Regions from separate parts of the Mus musculus genome. Here region 2 is linked to region 1. The links are chromatin loops, found by intact Hi-C in ENCODE. Cell type or tissue: left cerebral cortex. All regions are shown on one strand.

The links. Peaks named below come from ENCODE experiments on the same cell type or tissue, not always from the same donor. Only the 100,000 strongest peaks of a DNase experiment are listed, where the experiment ranks them.
Region 2: it touches region 1 in a loop (2.7-fold over the local background); 2 of 42 quality-filtered maps call a loop at or near these places.

The regions. Positions count from the first base shown.
Region 1 is chr2:11,741,479-11,749,478 of GRCm38, forward strand. Fbh1 (F-box DNA helicase 1) reads right to left here. Exons shown (of 21, transcript NM_015792.2): 17 at 7,459-7,656; 18 at 6,886-7,011; 19 at 5,582-5,688; 20 at 2,148-2,279; 21 at 1,095-1,555. The coding sequence ends at 1,385. It overlaps Gm46731, which reads right to left and starts at 3,720. Exons shown (of 2, transcript XM_017319366.2): 1 at 3,539-3,720; 2 at 2,300-3,481. The coding sequence starts at 3,696. The coding sequence ends at 2,776. In left cerebral cortex, no CTCF peak of the experiment used is centred here; no DNase peak of the experiment used is centred here.
Region 2 is chr2:11,591,432-11,599,431 of GRCm38, forward strand. It overlaps Rbm17 (RNA binding motif protein 17), which reads right to left. Exons shown (of 12, transcript NM_152824.1): 3 at 6,621-6,737; 4 at 5,198-5,364; 5 at 3,900-3,997; 6 at 1,977-2,033. Among named protein-coding and RNA genes, the nearest start is that of Rbm17, 7.8 kb to the right of the region's middle. In left cerebral cortex, no CTCF peak of the experiment used is centred here; no DNase peak of the experiment used is centred here.

The DNA.
Region 1 (8,000 bases):
CATGCCTGGAGGTTGAGTTCACCGAGGCCCTTCAATTTATTTACCTCACCTACCACCTACGCTGCAACCCCCAAACCTCCATTTCTAGCTCGGGGTTCCTTAACAATGTAGAGCTCTTCATACAAATGCTTCCTGGGTGATGCTTCTTGGATTCCTCTGTGAGCCCCACAATCCTACTCAGCACTGCTTTTACGTGTCTCCCATTTTCCCTTTATCAGTGAAAGCTGCCGTCAGCTATCTGGAAAAGCAGGGGGCATGTTGAGACCCTATCACAGTTCCCATGTCCATCTAAGCACTAACAACTGGCTCTACCTTCTTAATAGCAAAAGAAGTTCTCAAAATTCAGTATCTCAGGGTCATTTGTAGGACTTGCTAAACACTGCCTGCTAGGACATGAGCTCAAAGTTCTGACTCTAGAGATCTGGAGTGGCTTAAAAACTAGGGGATGCCTATGGTGGTCACCTGAAAACTATCTGTGCTGTGATAACTAGCCCACTATGTTACCATGGGTTAGCCCATCAGCCGTCATATCCTGCTGACATTCTAACCTTCTCTGACTTCCCTAACATATCATCCAAACTATAACTGGAGGGAGCCCTAAGAGCTGATGCTGGAAGGCCTGAGTTGAGGCTAGCATGGTCAGCTCTCTGGGTGGCCACCAGCCACCAGCATCAGGAATTGCTAGCTGGCAAACATCTCAAACAGTACAGCAATGTACACCAATGTGCTCTGGTCTTTTTGCTGGTCGTTTCTGTATGAACTTACCTTTCTCACAGGTATCACCCCATACCACTGTGTACAGTAATGAGGGAACCAATTTTCCATCTCCCCCTTAGTGACTCCCTGTCCTCTTCTCACTGACTGCTGACCATACCTTTCCTGCAAGTGTTTTTAATCTCCAGCTGTACCAAAAAAAATTCAGAGAGCCAGCTACTGTCACTCTATACCTGTCTTCTGAACACATGCCACTTTCCTGTCTATTCCGTAAACTCTAAATAACAAAGACCCACTATGGCTTGCTCCTGTGTCACTCCTCAGCATGAAGACGATGTGAACAGTGACAGGAGAAAGCTTAAAAATGACAGTACTGAAGCTAGACTTCACAGTGGCACGCCACTGCTCAATACCTGTTTAATTGAAACCTTGTAATAAAAGTTTAAATACATAAAATGATTTTTTTATCAAAAGAACTTCTTCCAGTTCCCTGGCCTGAGGCATTTGGAGGACAGGCAAGTGGGAACTGGCTCTCTGTAAGGAACGGGGAAATGGCAGGTCCAACTCTGGTTGCTATCTTCCTCCTCAGAGATGCTGTGATTGAACTCAGAGTCTCCTGTGAGCAGAAATGCAGCCCAGAATGGCTCCTTTAGCACGTGGAGTCACAGCCTCAGAAGACAAGGAAGAGCAGGGCCTCCTGCCTGGGCAGCACTATGTCTTCCACAGTGCGTTCCATGGCACGCACCTGCTCTGGGGAGGCAGTCAGGAATGCCAAAGGCCCGATGCGCTGCTCTGCACATGAGTGGCAGAGGTAGCCACCCTTGTTTTCCTTCCTGTTGCTCTACAAGGATGGATAAGAAAAAGAGTAAGGGACAATCTAAGGATAAAAATTTTTCACCAAAAAGCGCCGAATTACTGTCACATCTGCTAACATGCTAATTCATTGTGGCTGTGCACACCCACTGATCACTGATCTAGACTCAACTCCATCCCAGTCCTTTAGAGGACTAACACAATCATCCCATCAGGAGATAAAGAACTAGGGACTGCTGAGCGCTGGAGTACACAACTAGCATGCTCAGTTTCTAGCACCAGAGAATAAGAAAGAGATAAAGAACAAAGAAAGATTGAACCAGGTCCTCCAGGCAAACAGCTCCCCTCTGAGGTCTCTCAGCACAGCTCAACCTCCCAGGCTGGAAGTCTTTAGCACACCCAGGAAATAGCAGTCATCCAACCCAACTCACTTTAGATCATTGGTTCCATCTCTGACAAAAAGGCAGAACTCACATCTGCCATGCTTCCATAGAAAACTCTTGGGGAAGGAAGCATTATAGAAACGACTCCATTACCTCCCTCATCCAGAACCTAGACAGACACATAACGCACAAGCAAGAAAAGGTGCTTGAGTGACTTAACTCCCACAGTGAACGTACATAAGTGATAGGCAGTTTCTTCATGGTAAGGATGGTGTCCACAGGGATGGTGTTGTTGCACTGCCCCACACAGCAGTGGACCACTCCTGTTTTCAAAACGTTACTTGTCAACTCTGCTTGCAAGAAATACTCCTGTGAAGGAGAAAGACAGAGAGATGAATGGCAATACTGCTGCCTTCTGCTTGAAACCTCTACCAATGGAGGACCTTCTACACCTTCAGACAGGCAGCAGCAGAGAGCCACTGTCTGTTTCCTCATTTTCTAATGCTCCCAACTCCAGTACTCCAGACAGTCCAATGGCTTTTTGGTAATATTGTTAGGTTTTTATAAAAGAGACTGATAAAACATGATATTTCAGGACTATTTTGGATTCACAGACCCGATTACCAACTGCAATATTATTATTTTGAGATAGAGTCTCACTGCGCAGTGCAGGTTGGGGTTAAACTCCCAATCCCCTGCCTTTCCCTTCCAAGGGCTAAAGTTGTAGGCACACTTATGCTTGACCCAGAGATTTATCTGCATAAATTAGAAACCAGGTGAGCAGAACCTCGGAACTGAAAGAAACACTGCCCCAGGGAAGAAGCAGTTCAGTTACAGCACTGTCTGGTCGCGTTCAAGGCTTGCTTCAATCCCCAGCACCAACGTCCAAACCGACCCAGTGTATTCCTGTCTCCACAGCGTATTCCTGTCTCCACTGCGTGTTCCTGTCTCCACTGCGTGTTCCTGTCTCCACTGCGTATTCCTGTCTCCACTGCGTATTCCTGTGTCCACTGCGTATTCCTGTCTCCACTGCGTATTCCTGTCTCCACTGCATATTCCTGTCTCCACTGCGTGTTCCTGTCTCCACTGCATATTCCAGTCTCCACTGCGTATTCCTGTGTCCACTGCGTATTCCTGTGTCCACTGCGTATTCCTGTCTCCACTGCATATTCCTGTCTCCACTGCGTATTCCTGTGTCCACTGCGTATTCCTGTGTCCACTGCGTATTCCTGTGTCCACTGCGTATTCCTGTCTCCACTGCATATTCCTGTGTCCACTGCGTATTCCTGTGTCCACTGCGTATTCCTGTCTCCACTGCGTATTCCTGTGTCCACTGCGTATTCCTGTGTCCACTGCGTATTCTTGTCTCTACTGCGTATTCCTGTCTCCACTGCGTGTTCCTGTCTCCACTGCATATTCCAGTCTCCACTGCGTATTCCTGTGTCCACTGCGTATTCCTGTGTCCACTGCGTATTCCTGTCTCCACTGCATATTCCTGTCTCCACTGCATATTCCTGTGTCCACTGCGTATTCCTGTGTCCACTGCGTATTCCTGTCTCCACTGCGTATTCCTGTGTCCACTGCGTATTCTTGTCTCCACTGCGTATTCCTGTCTCCACTGCGTATTCCTGTGTCCACTGCGTATTCTTGTCTCTACTGCGTACAGCAGAGAAGGTTCCTGCAGTTTTCTATCTGTACATTGTCTCCATAAAGAGGAAACACCACAGCACAGGGAGGGGTAGAGCCTGGCACACAGCAAGCAAACACCCAACACAACATTAGCCATCTCAAGTGTAGGTGCCACCAGGCCAGGGCCCTTCACCTCAGGTTGGGTGGCTCCAGAGGAGTTCTATACAGTATAGACATATTAGCAGACTGCACATGTTTTCTGACCACTAAAGTGGGACTCCACATTTGCTAGGTAACAACAAGCTACTTACTGAACTTTTCACTATCTGTGACCACTATTTGATTCATTTGGTTCTCTCTTGCAGGACTTTTCTATGTGTTACAGAGGAATAGAAGAAACAGAATCACTGTGATAGTCTTCAGTCTCAGGCTGACTGATAGAGAATCTATTCACTACAACTTAGTGAAGCATGCTGTTGCATGTGTCTGTGAGGGCAATTCTAAAGACAATCTGACCCTGTCTAATCAAAATAGACGGATCCATACTATGACATTCCTGGGGGTGGTGAGAAGTACGAGGTGGGAACCAGCTGGAGCAAGCAGGCCACATCTGGGGCTTACCCTGGCCCTGACCTTCCCTGTATAGCTCTTTCTCTGCTACCTCACTAACAAGGTATGAGCTGCACTGCGGCAATACACCTTTTCCACCATGATGAACCCTCTTAACTGTGAGCTGAAACACAATCACCTTTGGTTCTTTAGTGTATGTCAAGCATTCCATGAAGGCGACAACAACGCTGACACAAACCTTCCGGTTCCAACTGAGTCCTAACAACTGACAGCCTAAACTCCTTAAGTAACAGATTTTTGTCAAGTCCTCCCAGAGCAGCTACACAAATTCATTGTGTCTTTTCGCTTCATAACGATTCTACACACATAAAAGAATGTTAGACAACATTATTAGTGGTATCAGCTGACAGTTTTGGTTCCCTTCTAAGTTATTCACTCCTCCCAGGGCCAAGCTCTGTTACCCACTGAGCTTCCTCTCCAGTCTTCATGAAATCTTTTCTCAACTCTACCGTCTCAACACTTCCAAAGGTAAAATCCTACCTAACTCACAGTGTGAAATGATTATTCTGTTCCGTGAGACTTCTACTGGGAAGCTGTCATATGCCAGAATGGTTTATTAAAGGTCTAAACACTAATGTAACACTGAAGGCGAAAGCACCTCTGTCAGCTTTCACACTTACAGTTTAAACTCCCAACTTAAATCTCTTTGGTTCAGGAAGGATGCATCCTAGGAACTGTTAATACAAACTCAAGGGTGGTTGACTGAACTCATTTATCCTGTGCCTGTGAAAAGCAGGACAGAGACAGAGATAAGGCAGGCAAGGAAAGGAAGTTGTTAATGGCGGGTAAAGCTTGAGGATTACATAAAAGACTGGGTATGAACCAGCTCACTTTCCTCAGTCTCCATACGGGACTTGGCCTCAATGCCTAAAGACTAATGTTCCCCAGAAGGGTGAATTCTTCTTGGAAAGCCTACTGCAAGAAGCAGCTGCCATTTCAGAAGAAGCAGAAGGGAGAAGTGTAGCTTTAGAAAACAAACTTGCCAGTTTTCCCACAGGATACGTGAATTAGCTGAGCACATGCAGAGTTAAGAATGATATGAAAACCGCTGACATTTTAAGCAAGCCTATACAGTCTGGCACAGACCCCATTCTCATACCACTTGTTAGAGCCTACCTGCTTCAGGAACCTTGCCTCTGTACATCCGAGGAGCCGTTCCTTTCCACCCAGCATCCTTCGTTGTTGCTGTGAGACAGGGTTTCTCTGTGTAACAAGCCCTGCTGTCCTGGAACTCTATTTGTGGATCAGGCTGGCCTCAAATTCATAGAGATCAGTCTGTCTCTGTCCTGAGATTAAAGGCGTGCACTGCCACGACAGACTGTCTTAGGGACTCTTTAGGCCTAATGTTGATCCCTCAAATCACGTGTGGCTCAAACACAAGGAAAGTAACTCCTGTTTCCCAGTCCTCTTACCCCAGCCAGAGTCAGGATGTTCTCCAGGGATTTGGTCATTATGAGCCGCTTCTTGGCACGAGTAACAGCAACATACAGTAAATTCCATTCATCCTCAGAAAACGACTCTAAACAAAGGAGGGCAAACAATCAAAAGCCTGCCCGTAAACTCATCTGTCATCCAAATGCTTCTAACTCCCCACTAGCTTCCTTATAAACCTCTCACTGTTTGCTAGCTGTGTATACAAAGGTTTACTACACATGCCAAACGGAAAACAACAAGTCAAACCCGCAATAACTACTTATACAAACTATTTGTTTCTTTTTAGTCTTGCCACAGTAAATCTTAGTTAACTACTCAAAATCTGCAATGAACCCACTGGATACTAACGCGTGCAGTGGAGCCAATGGATACTAATGTTTGTTGTGCCCTTTTCTTCTTGTCTGTGAGGCAGATGGCAAGTCTGAGGTTGACAGAGGTTTTGTCACTCACCATGACCCCACTACTGACCACCGGCTGGAGCTGAACTGAGGTCTGTGCTCCTCCCACTTTCCCACAGTGTCTGTCTGGATGAGTTCACTCTGATCTGGAACTGACTCACATCATAGGATGATAATACACTTATATGCCCACCTCACACCTATCACCTCCAAGTCTCAATACCTAGCAAACTAGATGAGTCAATCTATGAACTGACTAGAAGCCACTGAGCTGTGTGTACACTCTGAATGGATGGACTATGCAATGTGTAAGCCATATCACAACACAGCAGGTGTCTAAAAAAGTATGTAAATACTAAGAGAGCTTTTTGGTTTGTAAACTCAAATGCTTTTATTCTGAGATTTAAAAATCAAAACAAAAGCACCACTGTACAGACTTTAACAATAAGCCTCAAGAATCCACTGAAGCCAGAAACTGAGAAGCAGGTACTCTGCAGGCTGGGATATTGTACCTGAACATGCAAGACTCTTCTTTCAACCACTAGCATTGCAAACAGTAACAAACACACAGAGGTTTTTGCATTGGTAAGTAAACTATTGTTTTGAGTTTGTACGAGGCTAGGACACCTCGTATATGATGCTGATGGGCCGTTGTGTCCACAGGGACATCAAAGTGACTTAATACCTATCAGCCTCCTGAAAGAAAGGCCCGGTGGAAGCCTGAATTCTCTAAAACCACAGTATTAAAAATCAGAAATTTAGGACTAGGCATTACATTTGTTCTAGAACAGGAGGCCATTCTATCCCATCGAAACCAAAGCGGTCACCTCCCAGCTACAAAGCAGGAACATCCCAGGAGCTGTGTCCCCTTCCAGTGTCCTTACCAACTCTGAAGTGAGGAAGCTGGGCAAGATTATGCCTGGCACAAGGCACTTTCACGAAATCATCCAAAACGTGCACAGTGTCAAACTCTAACCCTTTGGCTTTGTGCACGGTGCCCAAAATGTACTCTAAAAAACAAACACGGCAAGTTAGATGGGGGCCCCACAGGGGAAAATCCAAGAGGAGACTTAGCATCTGTGAAGGTGTGCCCAGCACAGGAAAAGAGCACAGGAAAAAGGACTGAGAAAGTAAAAATTTAGTCACAGGAATACCTCAAAGTATGCCATTCAAGTCTGCCCAAAGTAACTCTACCACACCCCATGCTCACTCTATACATAGAAAACGGCTTTCCAGCTTGTCCAAAGTTACACATGGCAGAGCCAGGTCTAGAAAATTCTATTCCAGTGGCTTGAAAGTGGAATAGAAATAAAAAGAGTCAGTGGGAAAAGAACTGCTCCGCTTCCTTATTTACTTATACTCTTAGAGCACAGCTTCTGGCAGGTACAGATGCAAAGATACTTCAAGAAACCATCTACTCCTCCTCTTGGAGGGAAGGTAACAGCCACTTTCCTTACCTGCAAAGTCCAAATCGTCTATGTGGCATCTCTCTATCCTTTCTACCAGTTCTGGAATCCTGATATTGTATTTTTCAACTACCGCAATCTTCGCTTCCAGTTCCTTGTCCTCGGCAGCAGTCACATACCTCTTGAAGCCACTGAAGCCTTCTTTATGCACCCATCTTCTGATGAACCTGTCTTTAATGATGAGGTCTCCTAAGGAGGAGACACATCAGGTGAAATGGTCACTCACTGTGTGTCCATGATCAAGTCAGTTCAGTGGCCTCTTTGTCCTCAATTGAGCATCACAAGCCATATGCTCGAGAATCTCATCAATTAAAAGATCTGAAACAGTACAGTCCAAGGAGGAAAAGTACCGCAGAGAAGATGGAGTGTACAGCTGCCCAGACAGGCAGACGCATGCAGGGGAAGTGGCTGAGAGGAACAACCCTGGCAACTAATGAGACCACCGAGGAGGAGCTGGAGAAACCTGGCATACTTCTAAACACAGGCCCAGGTGCCCCTGAAGGGAGAAGGTAAACTCTCTTCCTCAGAGGGAG
Region 2 (8,000 bases), 150 kb before region 1:
TAATGCATATTAAAGAATATTGGGGCTGAAATAGTGGTTCAATGGTTAAGAGCACTGGCTATCATACAGTGTATATCATATCATACACTGGCTATCATACTGACCAGGTTCAGTTCCCAGCACCACACAGTGGCTCATAACCTACATAAATCCTGCTCCAGGAGATACAATGCTCTATTCTAACCTCCACAGGTACCAGGCACAATGCAGGCAAAACACTCATACACATAAAATTACAATAAAATAAATATCTTCAAAAGATTATTGATGACTCTGTACTGGCTGGTTTTGTGTGTCAACTTGACACAAGCTAGTGTTATCACAGAGAAAGGAGCCTCCCTCGAGGAAATGCCTCCATGAGATCCAGCTGTAAGGCATTTTCTCAATCAGTGGTCAAGGGTGGGAGGCCCATTGTGGTGGTGCCATCCCTGGGCTGCTAGTCCTGGGTTCTATAAGTAAGCAGGCTGAGCAAGCCAGAGGAAGCAAGCCAGTACGTAACATCCCTCCATGGCCTCTGCATCAGCTCCTATATCCTGCCCTGTGTGAGTTCCAGACCTGACTTCCTTGGTGATGAGCAGCAGTATGGAAGTGTAATCTAAATAAACCCTTTCCTCCCCAACTTGTTTCTTGGTCATGATGTTTTGTGCAGGAATAGAAACCCTAAGACAGGCTTTACTTTTATTTATTTTTGTTTTAGGTATATGAGTGTTTCTGCTGCATGTATACCTATGTACCGTGTGCATGCGTGTGTGGTGCCCATGAAGGACAGAGGAAGGTGACAGATTCCCTAGAACTGGAGTCAACAGATGGCTGTCATCCACTCTGTGAGTGCTAGGAATTGAACCGGGGTCTTCTGGAAGAGTAGCGAGTGCTCTTAACTGCTGAGCTATCTCTGCAGGCCCAGCCATTTATTTTTATAAGTTTAGGCACAGCTCCGTACAAAACATGGGGCAAAGCCCAACCGTAACTTCTGAGTTTTAGAGGAGCTCCAGGAGACCTGACAGTGGGTGGTCATGTTTATAAGTAGACGAATGCTGCTCAGTCACACTCTCAATCTCAGTTACAAAATCTGCTATGGGCAAAACCACTCATGCACACAAAATTAAAATAAATAATAAATATTTTCAAAAGATTATTGATGGCTTTTAGTTTTGTTTCAATTACTTTATTTTTGTTTTATGTGCATGAGTGTATTGCCTGCATATATTCATCGAGCATAAGCTAGCCTGGAACATCACTATAGAGCACAGGCTACCCCTGAATTTGAACACTTCCTGCTGCTGTCCTTCATGCTAGTCAAGGGGCGTTAGCTACTATTTATTATTGCTCTAATTTACTTCAAATGAACCTATTGCAAACATGAAACCTTGATGGAAATAACAATAAAAATGAAGTTATCTTCTTGTATAAAAATCTCCACTTCAGGCTGGGCACTTAATCTCAGCAACCAGGAGGCAGAGGCAGGGAGATCTCTAAGTTCAACACCAGTCTGGTGTACAAACTAAGTTCCAGGACAGACAAGGCTATACAGAGAAACCCTGTCTTGAACCTTACCCTGCAAAGGAAAAACAAAAACAAAAACAAACCAAAAGAACAAGAACAAAAATAAAACCCAAGAACAACAAAAAAACCCAAACCAACTCTGTATTTCTGAGTCTGGTATTAAAAAGTCCCAAGTGAAGCCGGGCGTGGTGGCGCACTCCTTTAATCCCAGCACTCAGGAGGCAGAGGCAGGCAGATTTCTGAGTTCGAGGCCAGCCTGGTCTACAAAGTGAGCTCCAGGACAGCCAGAGCTATACAGAGAAACCCTGTCAAAGCATCCCAGGTATAGCAGGAAGCAAGGCCACTGTGACTTCAGGGATGAAAACCAGGCTATTCTGCTCTAAACTCAGGACACAAGAGAGTCAAGCTTAGGATCTTCACTGTCCACAAATACCTGTGTGAGAATAGGTAATAAAAGAAAGCGAGGCACATACACTCTTTGTCTTTCTCTACAAGAGACGTCGGTGGGGCGATGGCAGCTCCTCCCATACCTGTGAAGACACAAGGATTGTGATTAGCAGTATATTTTAAGGAATAAGCCAAATTAGCATACCAATTTGGCACTTGTGTAGTAAGTAATTACAGCTTCCTGTTTCCAATTGAGCAAACAGAGATGAATCTGAAGAAGTGGAATAAATCCAGTTCCCTGTGATACCAAAGCCAATGCCCCAGCAAGCACAGCTGGATCAGGGACAATGCCCCAGCAAGCACAGCTGGATCAGGGACAATGCCCCAGCAAGCACAGCTGGATCAGGGACAATGCCCCAGCAAGCACAGCTGGATCAGGGACAATGCCCCAGCAAGCACAGCTGGAACAGGGACAATGCCCCAGCAAGCACAGCTGGAACAGGGACAATGCCCCAGCAAGCACAGCTGGAACAGGGACAATGCCCCAGCAAGCACAGCTGGATCAGGGACAATGCCCCAGCAAGCACAGCTGGATCAGGGACAATGCCCCAGCAAGCACAGCTGGATCAGGGACAATGCCCCAGCAAGCACAGCTGGATCAGGGACAATGCCCCAGCAAGCACAGCTGGATCAGGGACAATGCCCCAGCAAGCACAGCTGGATCAGGGACAATGCCCCAGCAAGCACAGCTGGAACAGGGACAATGCCCCAGCAAGCACAGCTGGATCAGGGACAATGCCCCAGCAAGCACAGCTGGAACAGGGACAATGCCCCAGCAAGCACAGCTGGATCAGGGACAATGCCCCAGCAAGCACAGCTGGATCAGGGACGCCTCTGGGGAGTATGAGTCCTAGCTCTTAGGAACACGTTAGGCAGTGCCACCATTCCTGCCCATGTCTGCTGGTCAGATAACATGAACACAAACTGAAAGACATGACAACTAGGATATCATGAACAGACTGTAAGGAACTCTTCATTACATGAATCCCAAAATACACAGTGTCCTGGCCATACCTCTAGCATTAGCAATCTGGGAGGTCACCGAGAGCTGTCACTTCCAGCACCAGAAGGAGACCCTGTGTCAAGCGTCTCACCCAGATGTATTGTGACTTTAATCAGTGGAATAGTAAGACCAATTGAAATTGGTTATAAAACCATGCTGTATCAATCAGCCTAAAAGGTTTCACAAAAGAAATGAAGGCCAGTAGAGATGCACTATGATGAACAGAGCGGGTGATGATGAACAGAGCGGGTGGTGATGAACAGAGCAGGTGGTGCACATTAACTAGAAATATAACCCTAAAGAAAGGAGGCTGACATTTCACTTCTTAAGACATATTTGTAACAGACATTTAAAACGTTATTTTCTGTTTTGTTCATGCAGACCGGCCTTGAGCTTGTGCTCCTGTTTCTATTAAAGTGCCAGGACTACAGGCACACACCACTGTGCCCACTGAGGAGAACCCAAGCTATAGATTTAGCATAGTAAGACGGGATGGTTCACAGCCCCAGTGCCGCGGACTCTGATCGCCCTGCTTAGGCAGCAGGTGAACATGAAAGAGGCTCCGTGGATGCTCGGATGCAGCGGAGTCATCAGCAAATGTGCCCCGGATGTGGGGTCTCCTCCTACATCCAGGGCTGGCCAGAAATGCTCTGGGTTGGAGAAGAGGCAAAAGATGACCAGGCCTCAATTAAGGAGAAGCGCAGAAGTAGACCTAATGCTGTTTCAAAGCAGGTGTTTCGCCATGTTAGTAAAGTTCACAGTAGAGAAGATATTAAACAGCATAAAGCAAAGCTGCTACGGAATGTGGACTGGTGAGAATCTAGGGCACTGGCCCAGCCCCCCAATTACTCAAACCAATGTGAAATACACCATGTTCACGGGAAAGGGAAAGCAAAGCCGGGACAGTGCTGAGTCTAGGGCGAGCTTGTCCACGCTCACGCCTTACTTCTTTTCCTCCGCTCTCGCTCATAATCTTCATCCTCATCAGAATCAGGGTCTGGTCGTCTTGAAAACCCACTGGCTTCGTGTCTGTCTTTACGCCTCCTGTAATGACAAAGTAACAAATGGCCATCCCTGATACATTAGGACAGAGCCCAAATAAAGCTTAACTGTCATTATGACTTCCTCTTGGCAAAACAAGACGAAGAAACAAACAAAAAACCCAAAGAGAAAGAAAGAAAAATGTTCACTGAATATAATTAATTCTTTTTTTTTTTTTGAGGGGGGAGGGTTTCGAGACAGGGTTTCTCTGTGTAGCCCTGGCTGCTCTGGAACTCACTTTGTAGACTAGGCTGGCCTCGAACTCAGAAATCTGCCTGCCTTTGCCTCCCGAGTGCTGGGATTAAAGGCGTGCGCCACCACTCCTGGCTTAAATAGTTAATTCTTATATGTATTCTGGGAATGGATTCAATAGAAAAATTTAAAAGAAAAAAAATGAACAACTTTAATGGATACATGGGCATAATTCATAGGGAAAAAATTTTGACATCTAACTTTGGATAATATGGCATATGATTTCAGGAGCTGGGAGGGGAGAGGGAGAAAAAAACTACAGTCAGGATTTAATATATGAGAGAATAAATTAAATTAAATAATAAAATTAAGAAATAATCCCATTACCTATAATTTTAAATTATAAGTATTATATAAGTACATTATAAGTAAATTAAAAAAAAATACATGTAATTTCACCTGGCTCAAAAGTAGGAAAGGAAGCCAGGTATAGTGGCCCAAGCCTTTAACCCCAGCACCCGGGAGACAGAGGAAGGTAGAGTTCTTGAGTTTGAGGCGAGGCAGGTCTACAGAGTGATTTCCAGGACAGCCAGAGCTACACAGAGAAGCCTTGTGTCAAAAAAACCAAAACCAAAATACAGTAAAGGAATAGCATTGAAATACTCTAAATGTGGTTCTAGCAGTCACAAACCAGGGAAAAATGGCAACAATGGAGTCTGCTGTTTTGATTCTGAAACAGGGCTGGCCTTGAACACTACATGGGTGGGATTACAGGCATGCACCACCACACCTGGATACCAGTGGGTTTTCAAAGTTATTTTTCTAATTCATGCAAAGTCTATACTTTAGGTTTTCTGAGTCTATAAATAAATTTTCTCAAGTGTGCCATCAATGTGGGTAAACCCTTGTTGACTGAAACCATAACCTCAGGCCTAGAGACAACAATAAAATTCACTCACTGTAACACACATTGACAGAAGACATTTGCTCCCAAATCAAAAGGAAACTTACTTTTCTCTTTCCTCTATTTCCTTCTGTCTTTCCAGCTCCCGCTGCCTCTGCCGCTCTTCTCTCTGGCGCTTCACCACTTTCTCATAGTCATTGGGGAACATAGGGTCATATTCATCAGCTAAGGGGATCAGAACTTCCCCTGCAGAAAACCCACTGGGCACAGGGTCCTGAGGAAGTAAAAAGCCCTAAGTGAGTGCCATGTCACATCCTGCAGGTTTCTCACAGAAGCCAAGGTCACAGGATGAGGCAAGAGAGGCCTTCCAGATTATCTAAGGATCCTCTGTTTCCTGGTGAGTCAACAAGTGCCCAGGAGGCCTCCCCTCAGCAGATGGCAGCACAACCTGGCAGTTAAGCCAAAGCTTATTTACAGAAAAGCACTGACAAACATAGCATCTCTTAAATGAGGCTTAAACAGTCACACTCGTCATCTGAATGGCATCTGTACAAACATACATGTGAAAGTGGATTATCATTTCCCAGACTTTCCTTGCTCCCTCCAGACAGTGTCTCACAGAGCCACACACTAGACACACAGCCAAGGATGACTTGAACACCTCCCAGCCTTCTGCGTCCCTGGAGCCGGTCCTATCAATGACATGCAGCACTATGCCCACTTTTTACTTTTAATGCTTTCCTCTAAAATAGTTCCAATACTGTTAACATACAATTAGAAATAACCTTGTAGTGTACGTTAGAAGGATTAAGTTACAGGTAATCCACTGGAGGCAATCCACTGAAACCATTAAGATGACCATACAGGAGCTGGAGACACACATCAATAATTAAGTGCACTGAGTGCTTTTCTAGGACTCAGGTTTCACTGTCCCACCTCTATCCTAGGGATGCACCGCACAGGCAACAGGCACACGTGTGGTGCACGGAAGCATGCAGGCCAAGCACTCACAAACAGAAAAATGTTTACACGACCACGTAGTTTTATAGTTTTCACCATGATGGATAGACAGTCAGTAAAAACAAATTAGAGAGCAGAAGGCAGAGAAGTTACAGAAAGATATTCTAACATTGTATAATTTTATAATGCCCGGGGGTATGTACGATTGAAAGGACAAGCTTTCCTTTTTTACCCACCTTTCCCTCCTGACATTTCCATAATCAACTATATTAGGTAACAAAGGTTTTGATGGTGATTAAGTAAGCCTTGGGTTGAAAACAATAAATACTACTGAAGAGACCTTGTGTGGGGCTGGGGCTGCTCAGAGGTTAACAGTGCTCACTGCTCCATCCGAGGACAGTTGGGAGGCTGACTCTCAGCACCCACACAGGGTTCACAAATGCCTATCGCCAGCCTCCATGTGTACACACACATACACACACACATGCACAAATAAAAATGAGGTAAGTCTTATAAAAAGAGCAACATCCTTGCAGAATAGAGAAAAACAGTGGGTGCAGGCAGGCTTACCTTCAGCCCAGCTGCCACGTGAGGTGGTGTGTCTGCAATCTGCCGGTCATCTGAGGAGCCGCCTCGCTTTAGGTCGATGACCGGAGCAAGCACTGTACTTTGCTTGGTCCTTTGGCTCTGACATCAGAAACAAGAAAAACACACCAAACTTTCAAATTAAAATTCATGCTACTTGCAACAAAGTCACCTTTTCTGGTCTCTGTAACAAATTTTTGGCTATGATAAAATGAGCCTTAAACAGTAGAAGTCTAATACAATCAGTGTTTTGACTATTTTCTGAGGGTCTTATAGAACCCAGGCTAGCCTCCAGTGCCCTACATAGCTGATGCTGAACTTGGATGCCTGACCTCTTCCCTCATACTGCTGAGTGTTGTTCATCACCAGACCCAGTTTACGCACAGGGGATTTAACAGAGGACTTCCTGAAAACTAGGCAAACACTCTACCAACTGAGCTGCCTCTTCATCCCCCTTTTCCCCTTTTTTAAAAGCACAGATTTCCTCTACTTTTCTATAAAGTCTACAGTGCATGTGACCACTTTATGGCTAGCCTTAAGATCCACCTCTCTGTCTCCAGAGGGTGAGTTCTACCCTACTTCGTTTAGAATGATTACCCCAACCAAATAAAAATTATTTAATATGTATGTATGCATGCATGATTGGGTAAGCATACATCTGTGTGAGGCCTGGGTCTCTCTCCTTCCACCATGGGGTTCTAGGGATCAAACTCAGGTCATCAGCCTTCACTCACCGAGCCATTTCACCACCCCTGCCAGTTTCCTAAATGTACTTCTGATTTCTCCATCTTCAGCAGTCCCCCTTCTCTGATACCATCTCCATTTTCTCTGGGACACTGTTATTACAAATGCTGCTTATTCTACATGTCTCCTTAACTTATACCTCTATGTTCTCGCATATCCAAAACCTGTTCAGATTAAGGTTAAAGCTTATAGACAAGAATATCCCAGCCGGGTGTGGTGGTGCACGCCATTAATCCCAGCACCGGGGAGGCGGAGGCAGGCAGATATCTGAGTTGGAGGCCAGCCTGGTCTACAGAGTGAGTTCCAGGGCAGCCAGGACTACACAGAGAAACTGTCTAGAAAAACAAAACAACAAAAAACTTAAAAAAAAAAAAAAAAAAAGAATATCTCAGCAAGCTGGTGAGCAACACCAAATTCTCAGGTTGCTAAGATGCCATGGCCATCCGTGTGGACTAGAGGTTGTCATGAAAGTTTAAATTCTCAGTATTTAAAGGGTACAAACTTTCACTCTTATCAGGAAGTCTGAGCTCTCTGGACTTTAACGGTGCTTTAAGCAAACAACATATCATCCAGGAATCATAAAAAAAAAAAAAAATCACAATATAAACCCTAACTTCCCAC